Regions from separate parts of the Homo sapiens genome. Here all the other regions are linked to region 7. Evidence: chromatin loops called from intact Hi-C (ENCODE). Cell type or tissue: PC-3. All regions are shown on one strand. Each heading gives the region's core, and the rest is flanking DNA. Links, peaks and the distances in the headings are about the cores only.

Region 1 (4,415 bases), core at 210-4,209, 260 kb after region 7:
GTCCCTTGAGGCATCAAATATTCTCAGAGGGCAAATGATAAGCCACACCACACCATTGCAGGATATGGGGAAGCGGATTGCAAGTCACAGAGAAGGTTAATAACAGTGTCAGATCAGTACCGTGGTTATTGATTGAAGCAACTCAATGTAGGCCAAAAGGAGTGAGCTGTGGTGTTGACTGGCAGGTTCTGGTCCTGCTTCCCTACTGTGCACCATTGACTCTGTGCTCGAGTTGCCTTCTTAGTAAAATTACAGGACTGGGCCAGATGTGGCTCCTGCACTATGGATGTTCTCAGATGCAAAAGAAGCTCTCTTCCTCAAGCCCCCTACCTGTAGATGAATGACCTTGGAATCCTGGCATTGTAAGTTTAGCTTCAGCCATCCCATCAGTTGTTATTCTGGTGCATTTAGGTTGGATTTTTAGGTGTTGGGGGAAATAGTATGAATCTCATCACCATCGTTTTCATTTATTTATATCTTATTTAGTACTACTATGTGCCAGGCACTGTTCCAAGTACTTTTCCAATATTAATTAATTTAATCTGTACAATGATGGGTACTGTTATCACACCCATTTTAGAGGGGGGACAACTGAGGTTCAAGGAGGTTAAATAACTCGCTCAAGATCAGCTGTCTAGGGAGGGGCAAAACAGGATTCAGTTTCAGGCAGGCTGGGTCTTGAATTTGTGATCATCACCCTGTACTGTCTCTGGACAGAATAATTGAATAATAATAAGACAAAGATGAAGTATGCAGTAATGACCCATTAAAATAAGATTTTTTAAAAAAAATTAAATGTGATAAGACAAGGACAGATGTGGCACATGCCTTTGGGCTAAGTCCTTTAGAAGGGAAACAAAGAATGAATCATGTACTATGGGAGAAAGAGAAGACAATGCCTACGCCCTTATGGGCCTACCAGGCTTTCTACCTGTGAGCTCATTTGCTCCTTACAAGACCCCAGGAGGTAGGTGTCATTATCATCACCATTTTACAGAGGAGGCTGAAAGACTTGTTTAAGATCACACAACTAGTAAGTGGAGGAAGCCAGGTCCCTGACTAAAGTGCCCAGAGGCTCCCTTAAGGGTGGGCTGGGGAATCCACATCAGAAGGCTCTGCCAGTCCGGGTCCTAGTGGGCAGATGCCTTGCAGTAAATGGGTCTCTGTGCTGCAGGAATCTGAAAGACCAGCTTACCTGCGGCAACACATTTCAATCACATGGAGCAGGTCTACTTAGGGGAAAGATGCACAATGCATAGGAGATGCCTGTCAACACTGAGAAGAGCTGAAGTGCTGAGGACTGAACCACACCCTCACTGGATGGAAATGCATCTACAAGCTGTGCACTCATGTTTGACCCTGGTCAAACCTTGGCACTATGAACATCTGCAGGGGATGATTCTTTGTTATTAGAGGTTGTCCTATGCATTGTAAGATGTTGAGTGACATCCCTGGCCTCTACCCACTAGGTGCTAGTATCTATGTAGTATCTATGTTCACCCCATCCCCCAAGCTGTGACAAACACAAATCTCTCCAGACAAGGCCAAATGTTCCTTGGGAGGCAAACTCCCCTCCTCCCCTCCCGGCCCCCGGTTGAGAACCACTACTTTGATCTTATACTCTGGGCTTATGAACGGTGAAAGCTTCCAGAAACTACCCTGTTCTGATGTCGAGGAGTTCAATATTCCCTAAAACTCCTCCCAACTCTCAGAAACTAAGAGAGAGAGAGAAAAAAATGATGGGTTAGCTTCTGCAGTGCAGATACTTTGCCATTCAGTTAAGTGTGTATATTTGAGGGGGTGTATGGATATGGAGAACAGGGATTGGAAAGCCTACTCACCACACTTCTTCACAATACCTCTATTTCATTCTATCTGTATGCTTATTATTTCAGCTCTTCTCATGTGCGATCAAATTCTTATTTTGCAGCATATTGCCCTCTAGCGGTCACTTCTCTTTGTAGCACACGGAAGAGAGGCACCAATACAAATCGCTTTTTAAGAATGAAACCCAGGAGGGAACTGGCTGGGGGAAGTGGACGTGGTTCCACGAGCCGGGTAACTTCTGGCTTCGCGGATTGTGAGCAGCCGGTTTCTCCTCCGAGCCGCGCCTTTTTCCTTCCCAAGCCCCACCCTTCCTCCTGCGAGCCCTCTCCTCCACGTTCCAGCACCCAGTGGCACTTTGCTTCTCCCGCCGGGATACCGGACCTCTTCTTTGCAGAGAGAATTCAAAGCTACTTCCATGTTAAACAGAAAGAGCATCCTGTGGGTAGAAATATCCGACGAGGAGCGTTTTCCGAATGCCCGGAAGGGAGTTGCTACGTGAAAAATAGACATGATGCGCTGAAAAAAATATAGATGATTTGTTGTTGCTCTTGGTTCTCAGCCGGACCTCAAAAACAACCCCAGGATTTTTTTCCTCCAAAGTGGAGCCAGCTACTTTGCAAGTGCTCCCCTTCTTTCTCCTTGCCCATCCCCAGACCATTTAGTTAACCTCAGTGGGACAGGAACCGTCCTACAAATGCATGTGTTTGTCGTCTTAAGAGCTTTGGTAAGCCTACTTAAATTTCAGACAGCTAGAGACTGTCACAGTGGCTTTCTTCTGTCGATAGGTGACATTGTGTAATTAATAACCCTATAAAGCCTTTGAGGATAGCTTTTTCTTTTAAAAATGGAAGCCCAGAGAATTAAGACAAAGAAAGCTACTCTGTGGAGTTAAACGTCATCTTCAAGGAGGAAATTTTTAAAAGTACCTCTACATCTACACGTGGGCTTCAATTATATGTCTCCAAGGTACAGCACCCAGACGTCAAACCACTCAAGCCTGGATGGTGAATTTATGATAGAGGTTGACTTCTTTGTAGAATAAGTTTTCTGTTTCCACAAAATAAAATTGTATTTAGGGGTATAAGCGCCAGAATTTCTTTTAGCAATTAATCAAAATGAATGACCAAAAAGTTTAATTCTAGACTAGAGCTATTAAATTACTTCCGAGCTATGAATGCAGTTTTGATTTTAGGCCATATCAATCCAGGAAAACACAGAACAATGAGCCTGGAGGGTCAGATACTGTGAAGAGCAAATTTGCAGAAGGCTTTTGGGTCGGCAACAGTTGGGTTTCCTTAAGATTTATAGGCTTCATAGGATAGACACACACTTCTTTATTTCTGCTCTGTATGAACACTCAGCAGATGAAGTTCCACTAACCGCTTTCCCCTGCCCCCACATTTAAAAAGCTTTCTCCTTCTCTTTTCTTTTCTATCTCTGTGAATGGCTTAAACAGCAGCCTGTGTTTTAGAACCATAAAGCGTGCATAAACGTTTCATAAAAAGAAATAGAAAAAATGGAAATCTCCAGTGTGAATATGTGTTTATAAGATTATTTAACCCCTTTTACTTTATCACCTTACTTGCTCTGACCCTGAGACCCTAGAATGACGTGGGCCTGAACCCGAATCCTCGGGTGATCAATACTACCTAAAAACAAAGGTGATGTCTATGGAGGGGCGCAAAACAAGGTTTCCCATAGGAGGACTTGCCAGTCTGATCAGTATAACTAGTGAACCCAGATAGTGTGGGTCCAGGAAGTTGGTATGACGCCAAGCTCCCCACCCTCAGAGGGCTCTGGTGTTCCCCGCTGAGGACTCGCATCCCGTTTATAGCTCTGTAGATGTAAGCAGCCAAGATGATTTGGGGGAATTTCTGTGTGACAAAGGAGACAAGAGGCTGTGGAAACCTTCCGTAACAAGTGGTTGAATTGTTTAAGGGATTTTCAAAACCCTCTAACTGGAGAAGCAGGATGAAGGCGAAAGAATACATGACTGATCATTGCTGGCTAACGTAATCAGGTGATTTGTGTTAACAATATGCCACAAAATCCCAGGAACAAAGTCTAGGTCCTGTCTTTAGCCATGTCGTGTCCACGGCAATGTGGACCTTTTATCTGATTATTGGATGGTCCACTGAAGCCATCTTTAGGAATTTAGAACCTTCATAAGAGAAGACGAGATTCAGTCTATGTGGAAGGGTGTTTTTTTTTTTTTAAAGAGGCGCTTGTAATGGTGGTGACTTTCCTTCCTTAACATTAAATGAATTACTAACTCTACATATAATCTTGTGCATTTCTGTCCTTCTTCCCTTCCTTCTTCCCTTCCTTCTTCCTCCCCTCCCTCTCCTTTTGCAGGAAAACTATATTTCAGGACTATGCCCAGCAATGATGGCTTCAAGATCACAATAAATTGTTTAGCTTTTTAGGGGATGAGAGGCAAAATGTTTAAGCACTGGAAAAAGGCACAGGCAGGGGAGATCCTGATTTTGTGAAGCCCAAAGCTCATATGATTTCTTTTAAAAAGAATATACAATTACAAATACAAAATTAGGCAGGAAAGTGAACATTTCTTTAGAATGAAAAATGAT
Region 2 (4,415 bases), core at 124-4,123, 160 kb before region 7:
TCCACCATGATTGTAAGTTTCCTGAGGCCTCCCCAGCCATGCAGATCTGTGAGTCAATTACACCTCTTTCCTTTATAAATTACCCAGTCTCAGGCATTCTTTATAGCAGTGTGGAAATGGACTGATACAGTCCACTATAAACAATGCCACACTGATACAGGTGCAGTATAGATTCAGGGAAGTTGAACTGCTGGGTGAAGGGTCTCTGTATTTTTTATTTTAAAAGGTCATTTTATTTTAAAATGGCCTTCAAAATAAGTTAGGTCAATTGAAATTCTCAGCAACGGGTACAAGAATGCCCATTTCCCCACACCCTCTCTCACCAACACTGGGCTGTTATCAATATGCTCTTAATTTTTGATGCCTTAAGACTCAGTTAGAAAACTCACAGATGAGACTAAGTATGCATTTGCAGGGAAGCAAATGGAGACACAGAACGCTCCTGGAAGTGAACCTGTGGAAACATATGGCCATGGAGTGCAGGGAACATACGCGAATCCACACGTTTGGATGGCTGCAGCTGGAAGGCTGTATTCTTCCAGGCATTTTTAGCTCCAGAAATATGTTGATTTGATGGAATCACCTGAGGAGCAAGTGTAAAGGAATTTGGAGACTGATTAATGAAGAAAAATTAAAGAACACATGTGCTCCACTTGGCAAAGTGACAACTGAAGAGGAAATACCTGCAAACATCTGGGAGAGCCAGATTCCTTCACTCGGCTCAGTGGAGGATGACTCGACTCACAGAAAAACACAGGTAGAGGCTTTGGAAAATGAAAGGAGCCAAAGTTTCACCGATGTAGAGAATGAGCTATCAAGGAAGTTGAAGATGACCTATTTTTAAAGAACATTTCAAATAAAGCTGTGTATATGGCATCATTTAAGAAACAGAGGGGAAGGACTGGGTTTCTCCCTCTGCCATCCCCTCTCCCAGAAAAGCCAGATCTGTGCTGTCACTTTTGATTTACTGATGCATACATTTGTAAATGGGCTGCAGTAGGCTTCTTCCAGGGAAGTTGGGTGAAAACAGGTTTTTCAGTCAAGCATGGAACAGCCTCACGATGAGATGACAGTTCAGAATTTGTTGGGTGATTAGCTTAATGGGCCCAGAATGGGTTGGGATCCAAATGAAAGCAAACAACAACAGCAGGAGTGGGATGTTGTGTCTGTGCACATGCTACAATATGTCTTTGATACATACATTATGCCCACGCTTGGGTCCTCAGCAGCACGTCCTCATGGACAGAGTGTACAGCCTGTAGCTATGATCTTGTCAGGCCAGCACGGCCAAATGGTGCCAGGCCTGAGCTGCGAGACTACCTGGAGGTCATCCTGACTGCTGCAAAACACCCAGATCTGAAGGCTGTTAGAGACCTTGCTTGCTAATGCTGGTTCCCTGCACTCCCCTGAGAAATTAGACATCCATGTATTCTCTTTGGAAACTCTGCTTGGGTAAGGGATGAAGGCCTGCTGTCAGTCTGACTATGAAACTCATAGCACGGATTTTTCTAACTGCTTGAGTCCCACTTGCAGAGAATAGTTAGTAAGACAAATTCCAGGAATTACTGCTGGACCCTGAGGCTGGGCCCCAAAGACAAGGGAAGTAAGTGACTTTCTGAAGATGATGAAGCCATGGAGGGCCTTGGGCTGGAGCCTGTGGTCACTAGAGGGCACCGGGGCCACATGGAGCTTCTGTCTTGAGCTACTTATTCTGTACACAGAGGCATGATGAGATTCTCCCATTCAACAGGTACTTATTGGATAAATGCAACGAGCCAGTCCTCGGGCACAATACGGTGAACAGGTAGAGAGGCCTTACGAAACTCTGCACGATCTGGCCCCCGGTCAGCATCCCCTGGTCATCGCATTTGTCTCTCCTCTTGCCCTTTAGCCCTCATCCACTCTGGCTTTTCTTTTGCTCCTCGAACACACCAAGACCATACCAGTCTTAGGGATGTCATGCAGTCTCTTCCCTCTCGCGTGCACACTGCTGGCTTCCTTATCATGGGATCTCAGCGTAAATGCTCTGGCTCCTCAGAGACATCTTCCTGGACCCACCAACCTACAGCATTTCCCCAGATACTCTCTTCAATTCTCTGTAGAGCCTTTTCACCATCCGAAACGTTTTGCTGTGTGGTTATATATTTCTTTGTTTACGTTTTGTCTTCCCATGCTAGACAGATAGCACTGTGAGAGTAGGAACCTATTTATCTTGTCCTCCAATGTGTGGGTCAGCCTTAGCCTGTTGGGTACTTTTTGTGAATTAGAAAAAGCTGTCTTTTTCAGGCAGGTGTACAGCTTGGCAATTAGACAGCACCTGTGTGTAGAGAAGATGTTTCCTCTGAGGGACAGAGCCCCAAGCCAGAGCATGTGGCCTGGAGAGGGGAGCCCAGGCTGTGTTCAGCCCCCACTTGCCCTCTCAGCTAGGCACAAATGGCACAACTGAAGTGGCCATGACTGCTGTATCCCAGGACACAGCAGGTGCTCAAAGTGTTGGACAAGTAAAAGACAGAAACCCAAAACTTGCATTCTTCTGAGGGTCCCAAACAAATAACAAGGCAACTGTAACATAGCAAGAGGATGCATACAAGGAGCATTGATGGTGGTAGGACTCCTCAGCCTTTGGAAGGCTGCATGGGGCAGGGGCAGTCAGGCTCTTCCCACACCTTGACGGATCACCTCTGCCTTGAGTAGCCCTGTCCAGGGTCCTTCAAGAGCAGTCTCAGAGGAGTGAAACCTAAGAGCAAGGCCTAAAGTCCCCAAAGACAAAGAGAAGAGTAAGTTCTGTTACCACAGCACGTGGAGCCCAGTCAAGCAGATAGGCTATTGCCTGGACATCTACTGCAGAAGCCCACAGTAAGGAGTGTCTATGTGGATGGATAGGCTCTTGGAGGATACACAAGCTGAGGTGTGGCCTGCAGGAACCAGAGGCAAGACAGGACATGGCACTGAGAGCCAGAAGTGTCTCAGCTTGCTGGCTGAAACAGGCTCTGTTGTGTCTGGATGGGTGGCCAGAGGGTGTTTTGGAGGGGTGAGGGATTATATTAAAGAAGTAAGTAGGGGCCAGATAATTAAGCGTTTTACAACCATGCTAAGGACTTACCTCTTCTAAAGGGCAGGGAAAATGCAAGCGGGGATAATACAGAGTCCAGACTGTATTTGAGAAGGATCATTGCAGTTGAGAGTGAAAGTGGACTGGAGGATGAGAAGATGGGAGAAAGAGAAGAGAAGAGGCAGTGAGACCAATCAAGGGACTGTCCAGTAACCGAGGAAGGTGACATTAATGATCTGAACTTGAATGGTGGCAGTGGAGACGGAGAAAATGGGATGGACTTGAAGGACACGGAGAAGACAGAATCTACAGGCCTTGATGACAAGCTGGACATGGACAGGGAAGGAAAGGAGGGAACATGACTTCTGGCTTGGGCAGAGGAAGATGAATGGTTTTTGGCTTAAGCATCTGGATGGGTAGTGATGCCATTCACAGAAAGGGGCAGACCAGGGGAGAAGCAGGCCTGGCAGACAGCAAGGCTCTCAGCTTTTGCTGCTGGAAAGCGATGGCTGAGGAATGGCCAAGTGAACATCTCTAAGAGACCTGCAGTTCAGAAAAGAGGCCTGGACTGGAGATCCAGGAATGGAAACCCCAGCATACATATGGCAGCTGTAGCCACTAAAGTAGATGACATGACACAGGGGGAACATGAGAGTGGGGGAGGGAAGGCTTTGACAGAGCCCCTGAGGAGCACCAGCACTGAAGGGATGAGAAGAAGAGGGAAAGAGGCAGAGACCAGAGCGATAGGAGAGAAACCCCAAGATGGGGCGACATGAAAGGCAAAGCACAAGACATTTAAAAAGGGGGAAGTGGTTAACAGAGGCAGCAGCTGCTCCAGTGAGATACACATGGAGAGAGCTGTTGCTGCAGCAACATGGGGGTTTCTCATGACCTTGCAATGGGGTATGGGTGGAAGCCACAGGCAAGTGATGTGAAGGTCAAGTAGAAATTGAGAAAATAGAGCTTGTAAGAGGGAGGTTTGATGGAGAAATGAAAGCAAATGGTGGCAATACAGGGAGACAAGGGGTTGAGGGAAAGAAAAGACACAGGAGCTTCAATTTGGTTATCATCGTCATTACCTTTGCCAAACCACTGGCCATGTCCCTGATCTCCCTCTCTCCCGAGGCACTCTCCCTACTTGCTGGTACAAAATGCAGATTTATCACAGCCAGCTGGAGATGCTTTCCTGGTGGACAATTTCCTCTTTTATTATTCACACACTTCCTCCCCTGCTTTCTTTGGAGACAACCTCACCACCACTACTTCTATTCAACCTAGAGGCCTGTCTCTCCTCCCCAGACATTTGCCTTCCAGTAGCTCCCTGCCTCTTTACAAATTATTTTCATCAAAGGAATGTTTTCCT
Region 3 (4,415 bases), core at 208-4,207, 76 kb after region 7:
AATCATCCTTTCCTCTGTTCCATTCCCTCCAGCTCCTTTCTATTATATATTTTCTCTTTTTCTCATTATACTTTGACCTTTCTCATTTTTGTGTTGTCTTTCTCAAATCCTCTTCTTCCCATTTACCTCTCTGTGGTCCACATCTCACTCATTTCCAATCCACAGTTTTTACTTCTCTACTCTCCTTTTTTTTTTTGGGAGGCAGGGGGTGGTATCTGTTTGATTTTGAGAAGATTAATAGTTTTGCTAAAAATATTTCAAAAGCATTTTAAAGGCTGCCCAGCCCTGGGGGGTGATCTTTCTCTGGGCTAATTAAGAGTGGAAGTGAAGAAAGGGAGAAGAAAAACGACAGATGGCGGGAAGAGTGGGAGGGGAGGAGTGGCAAAAACCACTTTCCCCAAACACCTCCCTTTTCTTTCTCATAAGATCCTCACCTCTCTCTCTTTTTCTCTGGCTTTTTTTCTGATGGAGGAGGGATAGACCTCATTGGGAACAGAATGTGAAGACCAACAGAGGTTGCATTAAGCAATCTTCCCTGGGAGAACCAGGCTGAGCCAGAAAAAGGAAATTCTTCTAGACTTCACTTGGAGTGGCCAAAGGCTAATGATAACTTTCCCTTCCAATTGACTGAACCCATATTTTATGTGCAGTGCTAGGCTAAGGGTTCATATGCATTTTTGTTGTTTGATCCTCACAGAAAGCCCAGGATAGCGGAATCAGTATTTATATTTTGCATAAAAGGAAAGAGGCTCAGAGAGATGGAGCAACTTGCTGGGGAGTCCTAATCTAGTTAGGATTCCAAACCCAGGTCTGTCAGGCTAGGAAACCCATGCTCTTCTATTGTGCTAGCCTAACAGGACCCTCAAGGACCACCTGTTGAGACCTTTCTTTTGTCCCCATGACCTCCTCTGCTCAGAGGTGCTCCCTGTTCCTAGTCAGCAGGTGCATTTCACAGACAGCAACAGTAGTTCTGCTCCCTACCTGCCAGCTTCTTTATATAGATTTTACATGTGGGGGCTCTTTTAATCCAGGTGGCCCACAGGCAGTACATCTTCCATAGAGGAGAAACTGAAGAACAGGGAGGTTAAATGCCTGTATGGTGGGTCACCAGCTGGTCTATAGGAGCACTAGGATCAGCAAAGGAACTGTGTGGTCTAGATGAGAGGTTTTCCTTTTGAGAGGCATGCCTATATATATGTTTTTTTTTTGAGACAGGGTCTCGCTGTGTTATCCAGGCTGGAGTGCAGTGGCATGATCATGGCTCACTGCAGCCTTGACCTCCTGGGCTCAAGTGATCCTCCCACCTCAGCCTCCCGAGTTGCTGGGACTACAAGCACTGCCACCATGCTCAGCTAAGAGGCATGCCACTACTTCCCTTCCCACTCCTTGCCACCTGCACCTTCTGACTCACTCTAGTTGAAAGCCCTGGGGGAAGGAACAAACTCTGCAGCCTGACTGCTGTGTTTAATCCCAGCTCTCCTCTACTAGCTGGCAAGTCACTTAACCTCTCTGTGCTTCAGCTTTCTTATCTGTAAAGTGGGAATGAGAACTATACTTCCCACATCATGTAAAGCCCTGGTATTCTGGCCTTGTAAAATAGGAACTAGTGGTCCCAAAACAGCAGTGTGCTGGTAAAAGTTTAGCAACCAGCCCTTGCAGTCAGGACCCTGACTTGTAGCATCTATTCCCTTGAGTGTTAATATTGTCACCTTGGCTTATTTTATCCTGTCAATGTCTCTGAATGCTGAGCTGGGAAAAGATGCTAACAATTAGCCTTCCAGAGCCTAAGGGCTCCACCTACCGTCAAAGGCATCTTTAGTCGATGGCATGTGAGGAGTCAAGCTTCCTGACCTACTAGCCAGTCTCCAACTTAATATGGCTCAGACTTACATCGCTTTTCTTGAGTGACTGGTTCCTACTGGGGACACATTCTTTGTCACCACTAAAGGATTCTTCTTCACCCAAACTTTCCCTTTTACTTCGCCACCACATTCTGCTGTTTTCTGTTCCTTTGCCACTCCCTTCCTGACCACTACTTCCCTTCCCACTCCTTGCCACCTGCACCTTCTGACTCACTCTAGTTGAAAGCCCTGGGGGAAGGAACAAACTCTGCAGCCTGACTGCTGTGTTTAATCCCAGCTCTCCTCTACTAGCTGGCAAGTCACTTAACCTCTCTGTGCTTCAGCTTTCTTATCTGTAAAGTGGGAATGAGAATTATACTTCCCACATCATGTAAAGCCCTGGTATTCTGGCCTTGTAAATGTCAGCTCCTAGTAGCATTCTTTACTCCTGGGCATCCTTGGCTGTCTAAGCATCCCCAATTACTCCTTCCCTGTGCCTGTCCCAATGGTGCCATAAGAACGCCAGGACCCCTGGCCCCCACAACTGCCCCATTGTCCTATTTGGCTCCCCCTGAGTAGCCATGAGGTCACTCCCAGTCTCCCCACTGTCCACCACTGTCCACCTTTCCCCAATGTCCACAGCCACCCACACTCCCATATGCCTCAGCCCACTCCTCTTAGTAGATGTGACAGGCTTTTTGCCTTCATGAAAACAAGAGCGTGAAGGACACAGGCCTTCTCGGGGCGAGGCCGAGAGCTGCTTCACCACATTGTTACTCTTGCACCCCACTGTTTCAGGTCAGGTTACTTTATCCTGCTCCTTTCCATGTGGCCCAAGGTGATCACCTTGGTTTATGCAAGGTGTAATGATAGGAGATTTTCTTTTCTTCTTTTTAAAAGAACTTAAAAAAAACCTTATTACAGCTTATAAAATATATTTGGGCACCCCTCCCCAAAGGCTTAAAACTTTCACATATCCTTGGCTAAATTGTGAACGTGGACTATGTGGGATTGGCCAGGGGCAGGCTGGAATTTGCTGAAGGAACTACCTGTCATACCAGTTCCCTTTTAGCTTATCTAATCACTCCATTTCATCCAGACTGAGATAGATGGCTCACATTTTTGTTGTTATTGTTTTCTGTAATCCTTGGGTAAATTTTTTTTCCCCCACTAGGAAGAGAATTGAGTTTGGTCGGCCCTTTCCCAGGACTGAACATGAAGAGTTATGCCGGCTTCCTCACCGTGAATAAGACTTACAACAGCAACCTCTTCTTCTGGTTCTTCCCAGCTCAGGTAGGTGCCCAACAGAAAGAACACCAGTGTTCAAGACCTGGCTTGCCGTTTGAGGGTAGAAATGTTAGCCTACCGAGCTACAGGTCTTTAAAAAAAAATCTCATAGATTTTTTCTAAAAATAAGATTTTTGTTTTTCTAAAAATAAGCAAACCTGCATGGTGTTCCTATTTATGGGCAGGAAACAAATGTTTTCTGCGGGAGTGGGAAGTGTCCAACTTCTAAATTTCTTGCAGCCTTATTTGGAGTGTTAATACTACCACCTTCTTCCTGCCACAGTCTTCTTCCTATCATTTTGTTGTATTTTTGTTCTAAAAATACTTAGGGCAGGGATGGGTCAGGGGAGCCCAAGGAGGATAGGAAGTAAGGAGATTCCTGAAGTGAACAGGTAATGCGTGGCTAAGTATGTTTATATCTAGTCAGCCATGGCCTTGTATAGCTGCGCTGTCTGTGGACTCCTTCATGCACTCAGTACCCACTTATTGAGCATATTCTGTTCTGTGGGGGCCACAGAGGAGACAGAACTGAACTCAGACTCTATGGATCTTTAGAAGATTGGGAGGATTGCCGATCTAGGAAGGCTTCTGGCAGGAAAGGCCATCACTTTCCCAAATCTCTATAGACAGAGGTGGGTATGTTTTTCTACTTCACCAATCCTATGTAGTTCACCTCTAGATTATGCCATTCTTCTGTATGAACAAGACATTTTTAGCTTAGAGGTGCTGTTGCGGGTATTGCTGGAAGCGCTGAGAAGCAAATCTTATTCCACTGCAGAGTAATTTTCTGTTTTCATCCTCCAAATTGGATTTGTTTTACAGGCTAGAGAAAGCAAAGAAAAAGCTATCCCTATGGAGGGTGTTATTTATATTTTCATGTGATTTGCATATAGCTGGGTTGCATCTGTAGTAACTGAGTAAATTGCTTGGTCCAGGGTGGTTTTCAAGTTACGTTGTTTCTCCTGGTACTATTGAGTTATATTTTCTTGACTTTTCTTTCCTGCTCTCTCAACTACATGGCCTCTGACATAGTTCACCCCAAAGCAGCCTGTGGTGGGATGTGGTCAGGTTGGGGCATGTAAGAAATGGTGAAAAATTCCAGATCCTTTGTCGTTGGGCTCACAGTAGCCGTCAGCCTGTCGTCTTTTCTGGAAGGCTTTCTTGGCCCCTAGAGAGGGCTTCTTATTTCTTCGTCAGTGTTGTGTTGAGTGAGGCAAGTGAGATGCCTAGAGCTTGCAATGCAAGGAGACACTCACCCTGAGGGTCATACAAGTGCAAGGTCAGCAC
Region 4 (4,415 bases), core at 94-4,093, 96 kb before region 7:
CATGCCCCCAGAGTTCAGTTTGCCTCCATCTCCCATCTCCACTTTCTCTGTGTTAGTGCCATCCTCTTTCAGATCCCCACTTCCTGGGGGCAAGGTGGCTCAGATGGCTTGAGCCTCAAAACCTGAAAAGTTCAGTGAAGAAGACCAAGCGTATTTTTGCCAGGAGACTCAGCAAAAGTCTCTCTGCCCTCTTGGTGCCTTGAATCAAACAAGGGAGAATATAAGGTTCTGATTGGCCAGACCTAAGCTGCATACCCGTATAAAGTAGAGCATAGAGGGGACTCCACCAGAAACAAATGGACTAAAAATACAGGAGAAGAAAAGGGTCCCCATCCCCAGGGGAAGGGAGATAGTTATTAGAGATGGTAAATGAATACTAGGTGAATGCTGCACTGTCAAATTTAACCACAACTAAAACACTTCTTTTTCAATGATCAAACAGAAGCTCTTGGTCTTCAGGTAGCATAGGTATCCTATAAGACCCATGGCAACTTTCACGTTTATATAAATGAATGTGAATAAAGGAGAAAGGTATATGAAAAAATAAACCAAGACAGGCTTGTGATATATTTATAATCGCAGACTATCTCCACCAAGCCCACTCATATGGGCTTTATGGTCTCTCTAAAGGAATTGTGGAATCACAGCATCTCCACTTTAGGGTGGATCTGGGAACTCATCCATCCCAAGATGCCACATGGAGCAGTGCTGTCAAGAACAATGACCCCACTTTACAAAGCAAGTCTTATTTTTCCCCTTACCCTCTGTTTTAATATAAGGTGTGGCTGGTAGAGAAATGGTGAAATGAGAGGAAGAAAGGGTAAGGCTGCAGAAGACGCTGGCTTCGCCCCTGCCCCACGGAAACCTCAGAGGTAAACACAGCCTTGTCCCTTCATCTCCCTCCCCACCCCATCCCCACATGCAGACCCCACCTTTCCCTGCACCCCTCCCACCTATGCAACTTGTCCTGACTTTTACACTGGAGCCCTACCCTATTTCTTATGATAAGATACCCCAAAAAGATTCCTCCTCTGAAATAAAGATGAGGCCTGCCACAGTCATTTAGGTACTCCAAGGTTCACTGGTATCCTCTAAGTAGTCTTTACCTTTTCCCAAGGGAATCTGAGTAAGGGGAAAAAAAAAAAAGATGAGAGAGAATGGAATCATGGGGGGCGGGGGGGAATGGTGTTTATCTAAGGAGGAGCAAACTATAAAAGGGTGGGTATGAGGCACATCCTCGAAAAGAGGCTCCTACATGTTTGTGGGCATGCAGGAGGAGCTCTAGTGACCTCCTGGCTTGGGAAGGCAGAGAAATGGACTTAATGCCTGTACTTGGCGGCCAGGAAATAGTTCATTATGTTTCTGGTGGTACCTTTATGAGTTGGATCACTGCCATTAGATGATACAATTAGTTGGATTTGTAAGTTTTTGAAGGACCCAAACACTGGGAATAGTCATCAATATGGTGCTAGAGGGCTCTGACCTCAGCCCTGTCTGGTTCCAAAATTCTGTCAATAACTCCGATGAGGATATTTATGGCATATTTGTCCAATTGAGAGTTGAGGTGATGCTAGGGAGAAGAGCAATATTGTTGGATGACATAATCAGGATCATCCAAGATATGCACCAGATCCCTGATGAGACACAATGGTGATGAATGTGAAGCCTGTATTCAGGTTAAAATAAACACACCTAAGTACATGTTGGTGAAGACATACCCTAGCAACCACATATGTGAAAAGGGAATTTTGATTGACTCTGCGTGTGGTATGAGTCAGCACTGCATTGTGGTTGCGAAAAAGCAAATGTGGTCTAACGCTGCATTCATGGAAACAGAATATTTAGACTGTGGCTTATGCTAGGCTTGCCGTATTTTATGTGAAGCAGACCACACCAAAAATTTTGTGCTTAGTTCCTGACCTGACTCTAAGAGAAACACAGGCAAACACTAGGAGAGAAGGGACTGGCAGCTCCTTTGTGGTCATGGAGATGTTTTGTCTGGAAAATAGAAGGCTTCCATGAAACGTGAGAACTGTCTTTAATGAGTGATGCATTCTCCTATGGAAAAAGAGTTCCATTTGCTCTGTGTATCACCTATGACTGGACCTGGACCAATAGTGGGAATTACGGTGAGCCAGATTTCAATGCCACAGAAGACTTTCCAAAGGAACAAGGTGTCAGGATGTTGTAGAGGGAAATGTAAAGATGAGTTGTTGGATCAGATCAGTGGTTCTCAAACTGTGTTCCCCAGAGATTCCTCAAGGAGAGGAGTGCAAAGAACAGAAGCGGCTCACACACCCCACAGCAAGTAGAGCAGCTCCCCCAGTCTGCTTGCACAGTGGCCATCTGCTGCAAAGGAAAAGTTTGATTAAACAACTGGGCTAGATCAAAGTTCCCCATTCAACCCTGAAGTTCCAGGATTTAGTGATTTTTGAGATGACGTCTCTGAAGAGGCTGCCTGGAGAAGGGAGGATGCATGTGAGCTCTGCAGCCAGAATCACGAGGTTCAGATCCTTGTGCATTCATCTGTTATTGCTACAGAACAAATTAACACAAACTTAGCAGCTTAAAACGACACCCACTCACTAGCTCACAGTTGCTGTGGGTCAGAAGTCCAGGTGTGGCTTGGCTGGGTCCTCTGCTCCAGGTTTCCCAGGTTGAAATCATGGAGTCAGCTAGACCGTGTTCCTTTCTTGAGCTCAGGATTCTCCTCTCAACTCATGTGGTTGTTAGCAGAATTCACTTCGCTGAGACTGATGACTGAGGTCCCCATTTCCTTGCTAGTTGTTGGCCAGGGACCACTCTGAGCAACCTTAAGCCTATTCTCAGGTTCTGGCCACGTGGCCCCTTCCCATAGGCTGTTCACAACAGGCTGTTTGGTTCTTCAGGGTCAGCAGAAGAATCTGGAGCTTCAATTATCTTTCTTTAGGGAAAACCTGGAGCCTCTTTTAAAGAGCTTGCCTAGGCCAAATGTGGTGGCTCATGCCTGTAATCCCAGCACTTTGGGAGGTCGAGGCAGGCAGATCACCTGAGGTTAGGAGTTTGAGACCAGCCTGGCCAACGTGGTGAAACCCCATCTCTACTAAAAAACAAAAATTATCCAAGCATGGTGGTGCACACCTGTAATCCCAGCTACTTGGGAGGCTGAGGCAGGAGAATCGCTTGAACCCAGAAGGTGGAGGTTGTAGTGAGGGGAGATCGCACCACTGCACTTCAGCCTGGGACAGAGCCAGACTCCGTCTCAAAAAATAAAAATAAAATAAGTAAAAATACAAAAATTAGCTAGGCGTGGTGACGCATGTCTGTAGTCCCAGCTACAGACAGGGAGGGAGGCTGAGACAGGAGAATCGCTTGAACCTGGGAGGCAGAGGTTGCAGTGAGCCACTCCAGAGTGAGACTGTGTCTCAAAAAAAAAAAAAAAAAAAAAAAAAAAAAAGAGCTTGGCTGGGAACGGTGGCTCCTGCCTGTAATCCCAACATTTTGGGAGGCAGAGGCAGGCGGATCACGAGGTCAGGAGTTCAAGACCAGCTTGGCTAACATAGGGAAACCCCATCTCTACTAAAAATACAAAAATTAGGCAGGCATGGTGGTGCATGCCTTTAGTCTCAGCTACTCGGGAGGCTGAGGCTGGAGAATTGCTTGAACTCGGGAGGTGGAGGTTGTGGTGAGCCAAGATTGTGCCACTGCAGTCCAGCCTGGGCAACAGAGCAAGACTCCATCTCAATAAAAATGACAATAAAAATAAAAATATAAATATAAAGAGCTTGCATATTTAGGTCAGGCCCATCCCGGACGTCTCCCTTTTGATTAACCCAAAATCAACTGATTAGGGACCTTACTTATTATCTGCAAATATCTCTTTATCCTTGCTGTATAATGTAACCTAATAAAGAGAGTGAAATCCCATCATTTTTACTAGTCCTGTCCACATGGAAGGGGAGAGGATTCTACAGATCGTGTATACCAACCGAGGGGAAACTTGGGGGCAGACCATCTTAGAATTCTGCGAATCAAACCTAGCTTTTCCGCTCAGTGCTTCTGGCCTTGGGTGAGCTGCTCAGCTACGTCCTCTGTCTAGTGGGGAAAATGATTTCTCAAGGGGTTGCTAAGGCAGCTAAACAAGTTAATACACAAAGCACTCAGAACAGTCACCTGCCACCAGGTAAGCACGTAAGGAAAGCTCTAAGGTACTGTTATGCAGGAATACACGGTATTCCCAGGACTGACTGACTCCAGTGGAGGTCAGACATCGACGCACTCTCAGGCAGAAGCAGCACGAGGGGGTCAGATAACACAGCTTCCAGGAGAGGTGGCTTCTCTTTTCTCTCCTACTGGCCAGCTGTCCTCTTTGCTGCCACTTTTGCTATTTGGCTTTCACTTCCTCTACCACTCGGGCCATCCACCACCTGCTGATA
Region 5 (4,415 bases), core at 255-4,254, 220 kb before region 7:
TCCTTGTTCAATGTCACTTTGAGCTTTGAGTCTTGGTATTTCCTCTGTACGGAGAAGAGAATGAGACCCAGTCGGTGGCTCCTCATTGGCCATATATATCAGAATTGCACCTGCAGAACTGTTTCCTGATGACACAGGCCCTAGGCTTGTGTTGAAGTCTAAATTTAGGTTTGTGTACTTGGTGTGTAGTTGATGTTAAATAGTGATACACAGGTGTTTGGAGATAGAGAAATGTTTATTTGATCTGATTAAAGTAAGAAGGTGGGGAAGGCAAGATTTTAAAAATTTGTTTTAATAAAAAGTAGAAATGGGGAATTTTTAATGTGGCTAGGGAGTAAGGGAGGAGAGTTTAGGGATTTGAGGAGGAAAGTCTGTGTTTTTAAAGTTTTAGATAATATTTTAAATAACTAGAGCATTATATGTAACAGTCATTCTTTAAAAACTTCTCAAATTTATAAATCAAAAGTTCAACTTTTACTATGTCTCACTACTTTCAACTTTTTCTCCCCTTACAAAGGTCTAAAATAATAACACTCTCCTTCAACTTTTTCATCAACTCCTATAACTTTTTCCCTCCAGTTTCTTCAAAAACAAAAATACAAAAAAAGACAAACTCCCCTAATTAGAAAAACAAATCAAAAAAGTCAAGTATAATCTCACATCCCATACTCAACAAAATACCCAATTTAGGTGAGGGGCTAAGACTCCTCAAACAAGAGTCTCTATTTCAACGCTTACCAATTAAAAAACTAAGTGCCAATAGATGACCCACAGACATAATGCAAATATACTCTCCATTTCTCACCTCAAACCTATTTAATTAAAAAAAAACCTTTAATCAAGAGAACCCTAAATACTTATCCAAATTATTGTCTTTTATCTTTTTAACATATCATCCCACCTAGACTAATAAACAAACATTAATATTTTACTCACAGCCAAAAACCACCATATAATTACTAAAAAGACAAAAACAGCTCAATTTCACCTTAAAAATGAAAGTAATCACCCTAAATCTACCAACACTGTTCCTACGATTAAGCCCAACTAAAATATAAACAAGACACTACCCTGTTTTAAACATTATAAAAATTTTCTTCCAGAATAAATTATTTAAAAGTCCCATGATTAAAAAGCCTCGATGAAATTAAAAACATTCAACAACCCCAGAGGGATCCCTAAAATTAAAACTCATATAGACTCAGCCTGTTGTCCCCCCACCGCCTAGTGAGAGCCACTGGGAAGAGCTCTGAGGTCGTGCTCAGGGCAGGCGCTTGGTGGGTCAGGTCCAGAAGAATGCCTCCTCATCATAGCCTGCCCAGTCCCCATAGGTGTACAGCAGTCCCAGGTGACAGCATCATTTACCTCCTGCAGTCAAAGGTGATAAAAGTGGTGGGACAATTCCTCTCAAACACCACTCTGGAGATGTCAAAATATAAACATCTTGAAAAGCTGGGCTCTTCATCAAACTGTGGCCCACCAATGTTTGGGGATCCCCAAGATCCCTTTAGAGAGTCCATGATGTCAAAACTGATTTTATTACAGTAATTGCCTTCTGTGATTGACATTGCAACTAACCTTTAAGAAACTACCACTTGTTGAATTGTGGTCTAGTATATATTTTAAAGCCCACATTTACCTGAAAAGGCTATAAGAACACTCCTCTTTTTTCCAACTACACATCTGTGTGAGGCCAGACTTCTTCCTATACTTCAAATAAAACAATATATCCCAGGTTGAATACAGGAGCAGATGTGAGAAGCCAGCTGTCTTCTTTTAAGCCAGACACTAAAGAGATTTACAAAAATGTAAAAACAATGCCAATATTCTCATCACTTTTTTATTTGGAAAACAGTGTTATTTTTCACAAAAATATGTTATTCATACTAACACATAATAGGTTTATTACTATTATGTTGAAAGAATTAATAAATATTTTAGATTTTTCTATTTTACTTTCTAATACCATAAATATCAAGATTTAACCCACATTAACAGAAGCTCTTTGGGGTCCTCAGTAACTTTAAAGAGTATAGAGGGGTCCTGAGGCCGAGAAGTTTGAGCACTTTTGGACTAGAATTAGATTCCTGGGATGATTTTTACAAGTCCTAGGCCCGCAGAGCTGCCCACGTGCTTATGCAGAGAAGGAGCACAGGCTACAGAACAGACACCCCAAGCCACTGTGTAGCCTGATCTGTGCTATAAAACTTGAGGAAAGTGGGATGACTCAATGGATTCATTGCTGAAAAATTTGTTCTTGCACATTTTCACATCCGTTAGGTTTGGTCCTTTGTGTCATCAGCATGTAACTCTCCTTTCAGCCACAAGATGGCACTATTTGCATAGAAAATACTTTCTCGGGAGCCGTGTCTCTAAATTAGCTGTTTCCTAGAGAGATTTTGGATGGGGACAAGGAGGGTTTGGCGTTTGGCCCATCATATCCCTCCATACGCTGAATGTATTAGGATGACTTTCCTCTTCCGTTCCTCTTTGAAAACACCGATATTGAGGAACTGGTAAAAAGAGATTCTTTCTAATATCCACCCAAAGAAACCACTAGCTGACCCCTGAGAGAGGGACTAACTTTTCCTTGCCCCTTCATTAAATTCTTTAATCCCACTTCAGTTAATTGTTTCCCATCATTTATATTTCAGGCAATAATCTCGGGAAAGGAGTCATGGAAAGGGAGCAAAGCCAAACCCTGAACCAGCACAGGTAACTGTAGCCACCAGAGTTAACTGTGTGAAGAATGTTTCCCCAGAGGACTTCTCACGTGTTGTGTAAAAGTAGAGAAAGAAGGCTAGGGTCTAATTTACAACATAAAAGAGCCTCAGGAATATAAGAGGCATGGGAAGAAGTGAGACAGGTGTCCTTGAAAGAAAATGCTCCAAAATGTCTGATCACCTTTACTCTCGTCTCCCCTTCCATCTAACCCAGGTTCTCAAGCCCTGCACTTGACAATCACCTGAGGAGCCAAAAAAGACCGACAGGTGCCTTTCACCAGTGAAGACTTTGATTCCATAGGCAGGTGGGGTCAAACATGGGCATTTTTAATATATATTTTTTAATTTAATTTATTTTTTTTTTTTGATACTGAGTCTCACTCCGCCGTCCAGGCTGGAGTGCAGTGGTGTGATCTGGGCTCACTACAACCTCCGCCTTCTGAGTTCGGGTGATTCTCCTGTCTCAGCCTCCAGAGTAGCTGGGATTACAGGCATGTGCCACAGTGCCTGGCTAATTTTTTTGTATTTTTAGTAGAGATGGGGTTTCACCATGTTGGCCAGGCTGGTCTTGAACTCCTGACCTCAAGTGATCCGCCAGCCTCTGCCACCCAAAGTGCTGGGATTACAGGCATGAGCCACCAAGCCCGGCCATGGGCATTTTTTTAAAAGCTCCCAGAGTGAGTCCAACCTTCAGTCAGTTTGAGAACCACCAAGCCAACCAAATCAGCAATTGCTCAGACTGAGTGATAAATCCCAAATCATTAGGGAATTCTGGTTTAAAACAATGCTTGGCAAAACCCAGTCTCATGAGCGGATGTAATCTAAGTTAAATCCATTCTCACTGCATCCTATCCCACCCCATTTTATGACTGCGTGCAAGGGCAGCAAGTCGGCTGGTCAGCATCATCAGGGTACCTGTCACCTACTATAATAGCTAAGTTATGCTCATCTTCATTTACCCTTGAATCCTGAGAAAAGACTGGGTATGTCAGTTACATGTTATTTCCAAAGAACCTCCTGCAGAGAAAATCTATAGGTTCTTTAGACCCTGTAATGCAAGTGATCTTTTCCAGCTCCATAATGCTTTCTGCATTAACAATTCAGGTTCTTTCTTTGGCAAATGAATGCACGCCTCTGCTTGGTGAAGGACAATGGGTAACACTATGTTTGAATCTACTGTCCTGAATGAAGTCACCAAGCCTCTCCACCCCCTAGGACCAAGACCCCCTCCACAGTGGCACAGTTGTGGATCCCATCCAAAAAAAAGGCCTCAACAATCTTAACTCTAAGATAGCTGCTGAAAAGCATCCTTTTCTATCCAAGCCTCCTTGGTGTCACTGAAATACTTTCTAAGCTATTGAGCCGGGTGCCTCAGTTTCCTGTCCTGCAAAACAGAAGGGTTGCATGAGATGGTCTCCACGATTCCCCTGCTTCTCCAGACTCCTGCTGCTCCTGATGCTACAAGGAGTTGGTGGCCAGATCTTAGCCCAGTGAAGGAAGGAGCACGTGCTGAGAGACGGTGCGGGAGATGCTGAGGCACCCTCTTGGTGAATTTGAGATACGCTGTTCCTTAGGGTGAATGTGGGGCAATGTGTTACATTTTAAAAGTCACCCATCCATTTTTCATTCAATCAGTGCTTGCTTCACCGAGTGAGGTGGAGGGCGTTAGAATTAGGAAGTAGGCTGAGGAGT
Region 6 (4,415 bases), core at 177-4,176, 120 kb before region 7:
GACTGCCAGGAAAGACTCCAAGAGAACACGTGGCCCTTGAACCTCTTAAGATGGATCACATTTGCCAGGTTGTCGGTGACAGGAAGGACAATGGAACGGTGTAAGTGAAAGCCAGGAGGCAGGGAGTCCCATCAACAGGTGACAAAGGCAGGGGCAGGGAGAATATGATGGAGGGACTGGATACAAGAGATGCTAACAAGGCTGAATCTACAATGAATCTACAAGGCTCGGAGACTTATTAAGTGTGCAGTAGGAAGGGAAAACATCTGTACTGAGGACAGACAGAAAAGCAGGTTATGGGGCTTTTTAAATTGCACATTAATGACTTGTTTTGTTGTTTAAGAATTCTTTCAATAGTTTTCTTTTTAATAAACAAGTAATTATTTGGAGAATTTAGTCAATGTCATAAACTGAATGCTTGCATCCCCCTAAAATTCTTATGTTGAAATCCTAACCTCCAATGTGATGGTGTCAGAAGGAGGGGCTTTTGGGAGATGATTAGGTCATGAGGGTGGAGCCCCCAGAAATGGGATTAGTGCCATCTAGAAGAGACTCTGGAGAACCACCTTCCTCCTCCCACCATGTGAGGACACAGTGAGGACACAGGCCCTGTTTATGAATCAGGAAATGGGTTTTCACCAGACACCAAACCTGTAAGAAACAAATTTCTGTTGTTTATAAGCCACCCACTCTGTGATGTTTTTGTTATAGCAGCCCAAATGAACTAAGACAGTCATCTAATTTTTAAAATACCATTTTAGAATTTTATATCACCTTTCAAAACAAATATGTATTAAATACAGAAAATTTGGGAACTACCGTTGGGCACTAAGAATAAAACAACAATCACTCATAATCCCATTTACTGAACTAAGCATCCCGTTTCAATCTTTATATTTTCCATTGTTTATATTTGTATACATTTTAATTGCAAATACAGGATCATATGGTACCCACTGTTTTGCAGCTTGATTTTTAAAAATTAAACATGAATGTGATTATATTCATTCAATATTCTTCTACATGTTCAATTTTAATGGCTTCAAGTATTCCACTCTATGGATGTATCATAATTTATTTTTATCTCCTCCCTTATGTGAATGTATAAGTTGTTTCCAGTTTTTTTTCTATTACTGAACATTCCTGTTGATACATCTTTGTCCACATACTTGATTTTAGTGTTCATTTTAATGTATTTTATCCGTGTAACCATGTTGAAGTAAGGGAAAGTAAGTTAAATGTAGTTTATTGTACTCTTCACAAGAATTAATCCAGCCACAGCTTCTTGGTCCCCCCACCTAGGAAATGCCATGTGCCTGCCCCATGAGAGACAGAACAAGGTGGGAGAGGCCCATTTGAGGCAGGGAGTCCTGCCTGGCCAGTGCTTCCAGGGTACAGGCACTTGGGCCCCTTCAGCAGCATTCCCCAGACCCTAGACAACCTGGATCCATGTAACAGCCACAGCAGGGCCCATGAGCCCGCGAGGTCTCCACCCTCACCTGCAGGAGATGAGGCAGCAACCAGCCTGCGTGGCAAAGTGGCCCAGCACCTCCCTTGGAGCCCTACTCAGAAAATGGGAGGAGAAGCACATTTGGTGGCAAGGCCAGAACCTATTCCCATCAGCTCCTTGATCTTCGTGAATCAACAGAAGAAAACACAAACTCCCGAAGTTACGCAACTGGATTTGATTATGCATCATTTATTTCCTTGGGTTAGGCATTCCACTTCTCAGACTGCCACATGCCACTAGCTCATGCTAAGCCAGAAAGGACAATGACAATGGGAAAGAAAAGGAGAAGCAAAATTAGAAAACTCCTTCATCTGAGGTGGCATGCTCCCACCACCGGGGGCCACTGTGAATATATTAATAGGAACAGGTGGTAGGAGGAGAGGAGCCAAATGCTTTGTCCTCTATGAGTGGAGAAGGGAAGGGTGGGGGAAGAGTTAGGATGGTATCTGAAAGGGTCTACACTTTCTCAGAAATACAAGAGCAGAATTAATCAACCCAAATAAGGAGAGCACTGCTACTCTCAGGCTGCTCATCTGGAAGACTGGACTCAAATTCTACAACCCAAAGAGCGGTGACTTTCCAAACACTTTTTGAACCGTAGGCCAAAGTCCTTTATTTCTAAAAACAAAAACAAAAACAAAAAAAAAGCTTTTGGCTGCTTCTTGAAATTTATTCTTGTAAAAGACTATGACCTATTTATTCTGTCCTTGCTATAATAGTGGATACCCTCTAGACAAGGTCTATGCTTTCCATTCATTCACTTGTTGGGTCATTCATTCATCATCCATTCATCACATACTAATAAACTATTCTTGGTGGGTAATCTACTCTGTGCAAGATGTTGCATTGCCAGGTTTGTGCACATAGTAGTGAGCAAAACAGACATGTTCCTATCCTCACACCCTTCTGGTCTTGGAGAGGAACACAATTAACAAAGAAGCCAAAAAATTATTGAGTATAAAGTGCAATGGAGGAACTAAATAAGGTGTTTTCATAGAGGCTAATGAGACAGATCTGCTTAGCACGGTTATAAGAGGCATCTCTGAGGAAGGGCAGAACAGGGCTATTATCCACCCAACTACTGAATTTTCCTCCTGGGCACACAGGAAGACTACATGCCCAGCCCTTCACATCCAGGTGAGGCCATATGGAATGTGGCCCAGGTGATGTTCATTCCAGGCCCAGCCCACACAATCCTCCACGCATTCCTTGCTCCTCAGCAGGTGACTGCAGAGATCCTGCTAAGGATTCCGAGAAGGCACCGGGGGAAAGAGAGGTCACAAGCTGGAATGGTTGGTGGCTGTGTGGAACAAAGCAGAATCCCAATTCCTATCCCAACACACACACACACACACACCCCAACCACCTTGCACTGTGACGTGAGGGACACGTGCTTTATTGTTTTAAACCACTAGGATATTGGGTTGTAAGTGATAGCACTTAGACTCTTCTGACTAACAGAGGAGGAAGGGTTAAGCTAAGGCCTAAAAGATGGGAAGAAGCCGGTTCTTGGAAGATCTGGAATAAGGGTATTCAAGGCAGAGGAAACAGCATGAGCCAAGGGCCCACGGCAGGAAGTCTGAGGAATGGAAAGACAGCTGGAGGAGTGGGAGCTGAGAGAGTGCAGCGTAACATAAGGTAAGGCTGGAAAGACAGGAAGGAGAGAAAAAGCAGGAGCTTGTAGACAACAATTAGAGTTTGGATTTATTCTACATTCTCCATACTTTTCCAACTCCTTTGACACAGTTATTTGTATGCCGAGATACCCAGTAGACACTATTAGCTGATTTATTTAAAATGACCAAAAATCCAGAAAGATGCAGTGCTAAATGCATTAGTTTTCTACTGCTGCTTTAATAGATTAGCACAAACTCAGTGGCTTAAAAAAACAAGAATTTAATATCTTGAATTATGGAAGTCAAAAATTCAAAATAGGTCTCATTAGGCTCAAATCAAGGTGTTTTCTGGGCTGGGTTCTTTCTGAGCAACATCACCTGGGCCACATTCCACATGGCCCCAATTGGATGTGAAGGGCTGGGCATGCAGACTTCCTGTGTGCCCAGGAGGCAAATTCAACAGCTGGGTGGAGACGCTAAGGAAGAATCTATTTTGTCCACCTTCCTTGACTCCTGGTCCCTTCCTCTCTTTTTCAAAACCCAGCAGCAGAGCATCCTTCAATGACTCTCTGACTCTCACACTCTACTTTGCCTTAAATGGGCTCTTGTGATTACACTTGGCCCACTCGGATAATCCAGGGTAATTTGCCCATCTCAATCAAGGTCACCTGGTTAGCAATCTTACTTCATCTGAAATCTTAATTCCCACTTGACATGTAACAACATATTCACAGGGTCCAGACATTAGAACAGAGACATGTTTGCAGGGACCATTATTCGGTTCACCACAGTAGGAATACCATTACTTGTAAATTGATGTTGACTAATCATACTCACCAACCTTGTAACTCATAGACTCCTTTTATTCTTTCCCTTCAAACTGGATGATTTGAAAGATCTGATCTCCAAAACAAACTGAACTTATTATGTAGTTACTGATAGATAATTATTCCATTAGCTTTTTTATTAGGCTTTTAAAAATGTATAAAAGAGGCTGCAGACCCCTCAAAACATCTGAAGTGATTGTAAGTTGGGAACCATTAGATTTACAGACAACTGAGCTTCTCAAATCTCAGTTCCCTTGGTCTGGTTAAATGATTTAGCTGAAGGCGAATCAGCGAACACTGATAGGATATATCCAGGCACATCTCTTTCCTGCTGTCCCCAAAATGAGAGATTACGGATGTCCTCTTGAAAATGTCACCATAAGAAAATCATACTCTTAAGAGGAAGGAGGCTTGGACGTTACTAGTCACATCTTTAACGCTGAGAGCTAATTATTCCACATG
Region 7 (4,415 bases), core at 91-4,090:
CTAGGTAATACCTATTTGCCAGTGGAAAGAATATTGGTGCTACAGAAATCTTAATTGTTTGGAAAGTAGAATTTTAAAAGACATTTCTGCCTTTTTTCTTCAAATATTAAAAGACTTATGGGATAAACGGAGTCTTGTGGATAATGTGGGCTTCTTAAGAATAAAAATTATCATTTTGTTTTAACTTAGCTTTCACCTGGCATTCAAAGCCTTCCAAACTTACCTTTCCAATCTAATCTCTGTTCCCCCCTTTCACAAAGGCAACCCTCTTTCATGGTGGCCTATGCCCTTGGGGCTAGCAGCACTGGATTCTGCCATTCCTTCCTGCTTCCCATCCTACATACCAAAAGGGTTCAACCAGAATGCACCTTCTCTGGAAAGTTTTCCCTGATTCCCAAGGCAGAAAATAACTCTTCTTCTGTTGGATTTCTCTAGTCCATCTACTGTACCTCTCAATGGGCAGATCTCATGCTCTGTCTTATTTTAATGGTACTTTTGGTATATATTTCATTACCTTAGTCCATTAATAGCGGGCTTGGCCTGGTGGCTCATGCCTATAATCCCAGTGACTCAGTAAGTTGAGGTGGGAGGATCCCTTGAGGCCAGGAGTTTGAGACCATCCTGAGCAACATGAGGCCTCATCTCTAAAAACATAAAAAATAAATTAGCCAGGCGTTGTAGTTAACCTGTAGTCCTAGCTACTTGGGAGGCTGAGGGGGGAGAATTGCTTGAGTCCAGAAGTTCAAGGATGCAGTGAGCTCTGTTGATGCCACTGCACCCCAGCCTGGGAGACAGAGTGAGGCCCTGTCTCAGGGAAAAAAAAAAAAGCATGGTGGGGGCAGGATCCTTGTTTGCCCAGCCCCTGTATTGTCTACCATACTTTGCATACAATAGGTGCTCAGTGGATGTTGTTCAATTGTTTACTCATTGAGTAAATGAGCAAATTAAGGACATCTGTAAATGGTTCTCTTGTATGCCAGTTCCTTTCCACGTTAGTAGCTGTGACCACTGAGCTACAAGACAATGAGTAACAACACATCTGCAGCAAAAGAAAGAACTTGACGGTCATGTAAGGATACTACCTTTGCTGTGATCAAAAAAGACTGAAACGGTGAAACATAAGAATAAAATCTTGATGGAGTAAATATTTGCAATCCCCACCCCACCCTCCTTCACCGGCTGTTACAATTCACATGATTTATTGTTTGCAGGGTAGCTCTTATGGTGGTGTAATTTGTTTATTTTGTTTCACCATTCTTTTGAAGTTTAAAAGCAGACAAGAAAGCACTGCAGGGTGAACGTGGCTGTCATAGCAGGAGCTGTGCTCCCTCACTGCAGGCATTCTGGAGTGTTTTTTAGTGAAGGTCATTCCCTTTCCCTGTGCTAAACACAGAATGAAATACTGTATTCCTTACTTTCAAGATTAATCCAGTGGTGGGCATTCACAGGAGAATAGCAGGGCTATTCGTCAACTAGCTTTAAATATTTTATGGCAAGTACTCTACCGTACCCTGAAAGTGGTCCTTTTGCCATCAATTTCTCAACATCAAAATGCTCTTTTGCTGTAGTGAGAAATATTTCGCTCTGTAGTTTAAGCCTTATTTCAAATACAAAGACACCTAGTCCTGAGAAAGAGAACGCATTGGCTCTTCTGAGGCAGGCGTCACTAGGGGCAGGAGCTGAGAAACCCGCTGTTTCCTCAGGAGGTGCACAGACGGCCCAGGATGGGTTAATGAGCAGGCAGCTCAGACGCCGCAGGTAGCGGCCCTGCCTCTGAACAAAGAGGAGTCCACACCTGGGGTGCAGACAAAGGGAGGCCGCCTCTGCTACCCAATTCCCAGTTCACATCGCCTGCTGCTGGGGACCCCTAGTGGCGGCACACGACGCAGGCACAGGTATTCCTGCATCGTCTTTCTCACTGAGCTGCAGGGGGGCTTGGGGGTATTGCCTGGAGTATCCTATTTGGCCACTTAGCTTGGGCGGATCAGATCGGCACATGCAGGCACTTAAGGCATGCCATCCGCTGCAGTCTCTTTGACTGGAAAGACAGAGAGGGAGAAGGGGAGTGTAGGGGGTGGGGGGCCGAGAGAGAGAGAGTTTTTCTTTCTGTTTGAAGAGAAAAACAGGATAGCATTCAGAAACTCATTGAATATGTTTTCTTCTGCATGTTGCACCTTCTGGCTTTGTTCCCTGACACTTCAGGTTACAAACATCTTTTCTGTCTTCAATGTCCTAAGAGAAATCTAGGATAAACTAAAGTGAAGCCAGCTGTAAGCCTGCTCTGGGCAAAAGCAGGGAGTGAGTTTGTTTTTCGTGTCTTCTGCGGGGGTTCCTATGGCTTTATGCTCTTTTTCTATGAAAATTTGCTTTCATAACGATATCCAATATATTCATTCTCTACTACCTGTTCATTTATTCAAGCATTCATTAATTCACTCAGTCATGTTGACTAAACACTCATTATGTGCCAGGGAGTATACGAGGCCTGGGGAATAAAGATATGAGGGAAACTGGCTGGGCGCGGTGGCTCACACCTGTAATCCCAGCCCTTTGGGAGGCTGAGGTTGGGCAGATCATTTGAGGTCAGGAGTTCGAGACCAGCCTGGCCAACATGGTGAAACCCCGTCTCTACTAAAAATATAAAAATTAGCCAGGCGTGATGGTGTGCGCCTGTAATGTCAGCTACTCGGGAGGCTGAGACAGGAGAATTGCTTGAACCCAGGAGGCAGAGGTTGCAGTGAGCTGAGATTGTGCCACTGTACTCCAGCTTGGGCGACAGAGCAAGAGATTCTGTCTCAAAAAAAAAAAAAAAAAAGGTATGAGGAAAACTATATCCTTGCTGTGGGGGATCCTACAAAACAACCTTGACTCCTTCCTGTGACATTTACATTTCAACTGGGACAAATTTTTAAAATAGCTATAGAAATGATTTCTGTTTGGGAATTATAGCTATTATCCATGCCGGTGACGACTTTCTTTTCAGCAGTTTTGTTGTTGTTGTTGTTTTTAACAAAACGTCCAAAATCAAGCCTCAAAGACTATTTCTAGACAGCTGGCATTTTCTTATCCACAGTTTTAGCTTGTCAGCCCAGGGAACCGAGCAGATCCTGTACTCTGAATGTCCTCTGCCTTCACTCCCCAAGAAAATCTGAATCAATATTTTCATTTCTTTCCCTGTAGCAGCTATACGTTCAATAACAAAACAGAAATCCTCTTTTTTTTAAAAAAAAAATAAAAAAAGGAGAGTAAATGGGCATTGAAGGAAAGCTAACAGACACAATATCTGAGCCAATCTTCTGATACAGAAAACATATTTTGGCCTTTTACAAATATTCCAGATTGTCTGTAAAACAAAGCATGAGAAAATGATTCTAGGAAAGTTTAATATGTATTTATGGAGTCAAAAAGACCTGGGCTTCACTCCTAGCTTGTCATTTATTAGCTGTGTGACCCTGAGCAAATTATTTAATCTTATATTCTTGGTCTCTAAAATGGGTTAATAATCCCTATTTACAGACTTTGTGATGATGGAATGAAGTGATAGATGTAATATAGTGTCTAAAGCATAAAAGTCCAGTTAGGAACTCTAGGTGGCCTCTGTTCCTTAGAGCAAAGTATAGCGTGCTCACATCTGCTTTTCTGGAGTAATCTGTGAGAATTAAAGTCTGATGCAAAAGTAATTTTCATCTCTCCCTACCACCCCCCTGTTACATCACCTCTATGCGAGTATATTAAGACATAGGAGCCAGGCCTGGGCTTTGAAGATAAATCTGAGTTCAAATCCTAATTTAGCTACAGATACTTTGGTGATCTTGGACAAATAACCTTTCACATTCACAGTCTCCTCATCAGGTAAAATGGAGATAATAATATACCTCATATTTATGTAAATGAATGTATGCCCAACAATAATGTTATTAGCACTCAATTATATTCTGCACGGCAGGTAGTTTTTAACTGTGTATTAATTCCTGGGGAGAGAGTGGATGTTGACAATACATCAGGATCTTTTTTTATTTTTTATTTTTATTTTTTGAGAGGGAGTCTTGCTCTTGTTGCCCAGGCTGGAGTGCAATGGTGCAATCTCGGCTCATTGCAACCTCTGCCTCCCTGGTTCAAGCGATTCTCCTGCCTCAGCCTCCCGAGTAGCTGGGATTACAGGTGGGATTACACCACAACACCCAGCTAATTTTTGTATTTTTAGTAGAGACGGGGTTTCTCCATGTTGGCTAGGCTGGTCTCAAACTCCTGACCTCAGGTGATCCGCCCACCTCGGCCTCCCAAAGTGCTGGGATTACAGGCGTGAGCCACCGTGCCTGGCCATACATCAGAATCTTTAGGAAGTGGCATGTATAATATAACAGAGTACACTCAAGTGCTCTCTGTCTCTCTCTTTGTCACACACACACACACAC

Evidence for each region. Peaks named below come from ENCODE experiments on the same cell type or tissue, not always from the same donor. Only the 100,000 strongest peaks of a DNase experiment are listed, where the experiment ranks them.
Region 1: a loop joins it to region 7, with 7 times the contacts of the local background. A loop is called at or near these places in 37 of 110 quality-filtered maps.
Region 2: it touches region 7 in a loop (12-fold over the local background); 57 of 110 quality-filtered maps call a loop at or near these places.
Region 3: it touches region 7 in a loop (8-fold over the local background); 13 of 110 quality-filtered maps call a loop at or near these places.
Region 4: it touches region 7 in a loop (8-fold over the local background); 10 of 110 quality-filtered maps call a loop at or near these places.
Region 5: it touches region 7 in a loop (10-fold over the local background); 95 of 110 quality-filtered maps call a loop at or near these places.
Region 6: a loop joins it to region 7, with 8 times the contacts of the local background. A loop is called at or near these places in 7 of 110 quality-filtered maps.

Annotation. Positions count from the first base shown.
Region 1 is chr7:28,924,735-28,929,149 of GRCh38, reverse strand. No RefSeq gene overlaps it. Among named protein-coding and RNA genes, the nearest start is that of TRIL, 31 kb to the left of the region's middle. In PC-3, for the core only: a CTCF peak has its summit at 1,940 (motif pointing left); a DNase peak (open chromatin) is centred at 1,989; H3K4me3 peaks cover 1,344 bases.
Region 2 is chr7:29,343,057-29,347,471 of GRCh38, reverse strand. All of the region lies in intron 1 of CHN2 (chimerin 2), which reads right to left. Among named protein-coding and RNA genes, the nearest start is that of CHN2-AS1, 140 kb to the right of the region's middle. In PC-3, for the core only: a CTCF peak has its summit at 1,655 (motif pointing right); a DNase peak (open chromatin) is centred at 1,681.
Region 3 is chr7:29,111,423-29,115,837 of GRCh38, reverse strand. It overlaps CPVL (carboxypeptidase vitellogenic like), which reads left to right. Exons shown (of 13, transcript NM_031311.5): 3 at 3,016-3,134. Among named protein-coding and RNA genes, the nearest start is that of CPVL, 33 kb to the left of the region's middle. In PC-3, for the core only: a CTCF peak has its summit at 1,787 (motif pointing left); a DNase peak (open chromatin) is centred at 1,917; H3K4me3 peaks cover 470 bases; H3K27ac peaks cover 1,782 bases.
Region 4 is chr7:29,282,944-29,287,358 of GRCh38, reverse strand. The region is part of intron 1 of CHN2 (chimerin 2); the gene reads right to left. Among named protein-coding and RNA genes, the nearest start is that of CHN2-AS1, 76 kb to the right of the region's middle. In PC-3, for the core only: no CTCF peak of the experiment used is centred there; a DNase peak (open chromatin) is centred at 1,738; H3K4me3 peaks cover 247 bases; H3K27ac peaks cover 2,940 bases.
Region 5 is chr7:29,406,864-29,411,278 of GRCh38, reverse strand. All of the region lies in intron 6 of CHN2 (chimerin 2), which reads right to left. Among named protein-coding and RNA genes, the nearest start is that of PRR15-DT, 150 kb to the left of the region's middle. In PC-3, for the core only: a CTCF peak has its summit at 2,321 (motif pointing right); a DNase peak (open chromatin) is centred at 2,288.
Region 6 is chr7:29,306,915-29,311,329 of GRCh38, reverse strand. All of the region lies in intron 1 of CHN2 (chimerin 2), which reads right to left. Among named protein-coding and RNA genes, the nearest start is that of CHN2-AS1, 100 kb to the right of the region's middle. RefSeq lists an enhancer at 930-1,498. In PC-3, for the core only: a CTCF peak has its summit at 1,854 (motif pointing right); no DNase peak of the experiment used is centred there.
Region 7 is chr7:29,187,349-29,191,763 of GRCh38, reverse strand. It overlaps a transcript of CPVL not described here and a transcript of CHN2 not described here. Among named protein-coding and RNA genes, the nearest start is that of CHN2, 5.2 kb to the left of the region's middle. RefSeq lists an enhancer at 1,798-1,947. In PC-3, for the core only: CTCF peaks have their summits at 1,678, 1,883 (motif pointing left) and 3,594; no DNase peak of the experiment used is centred there; H3K4me3 peaks cover 947 bases; H3K27ac peaks cover 551 bases.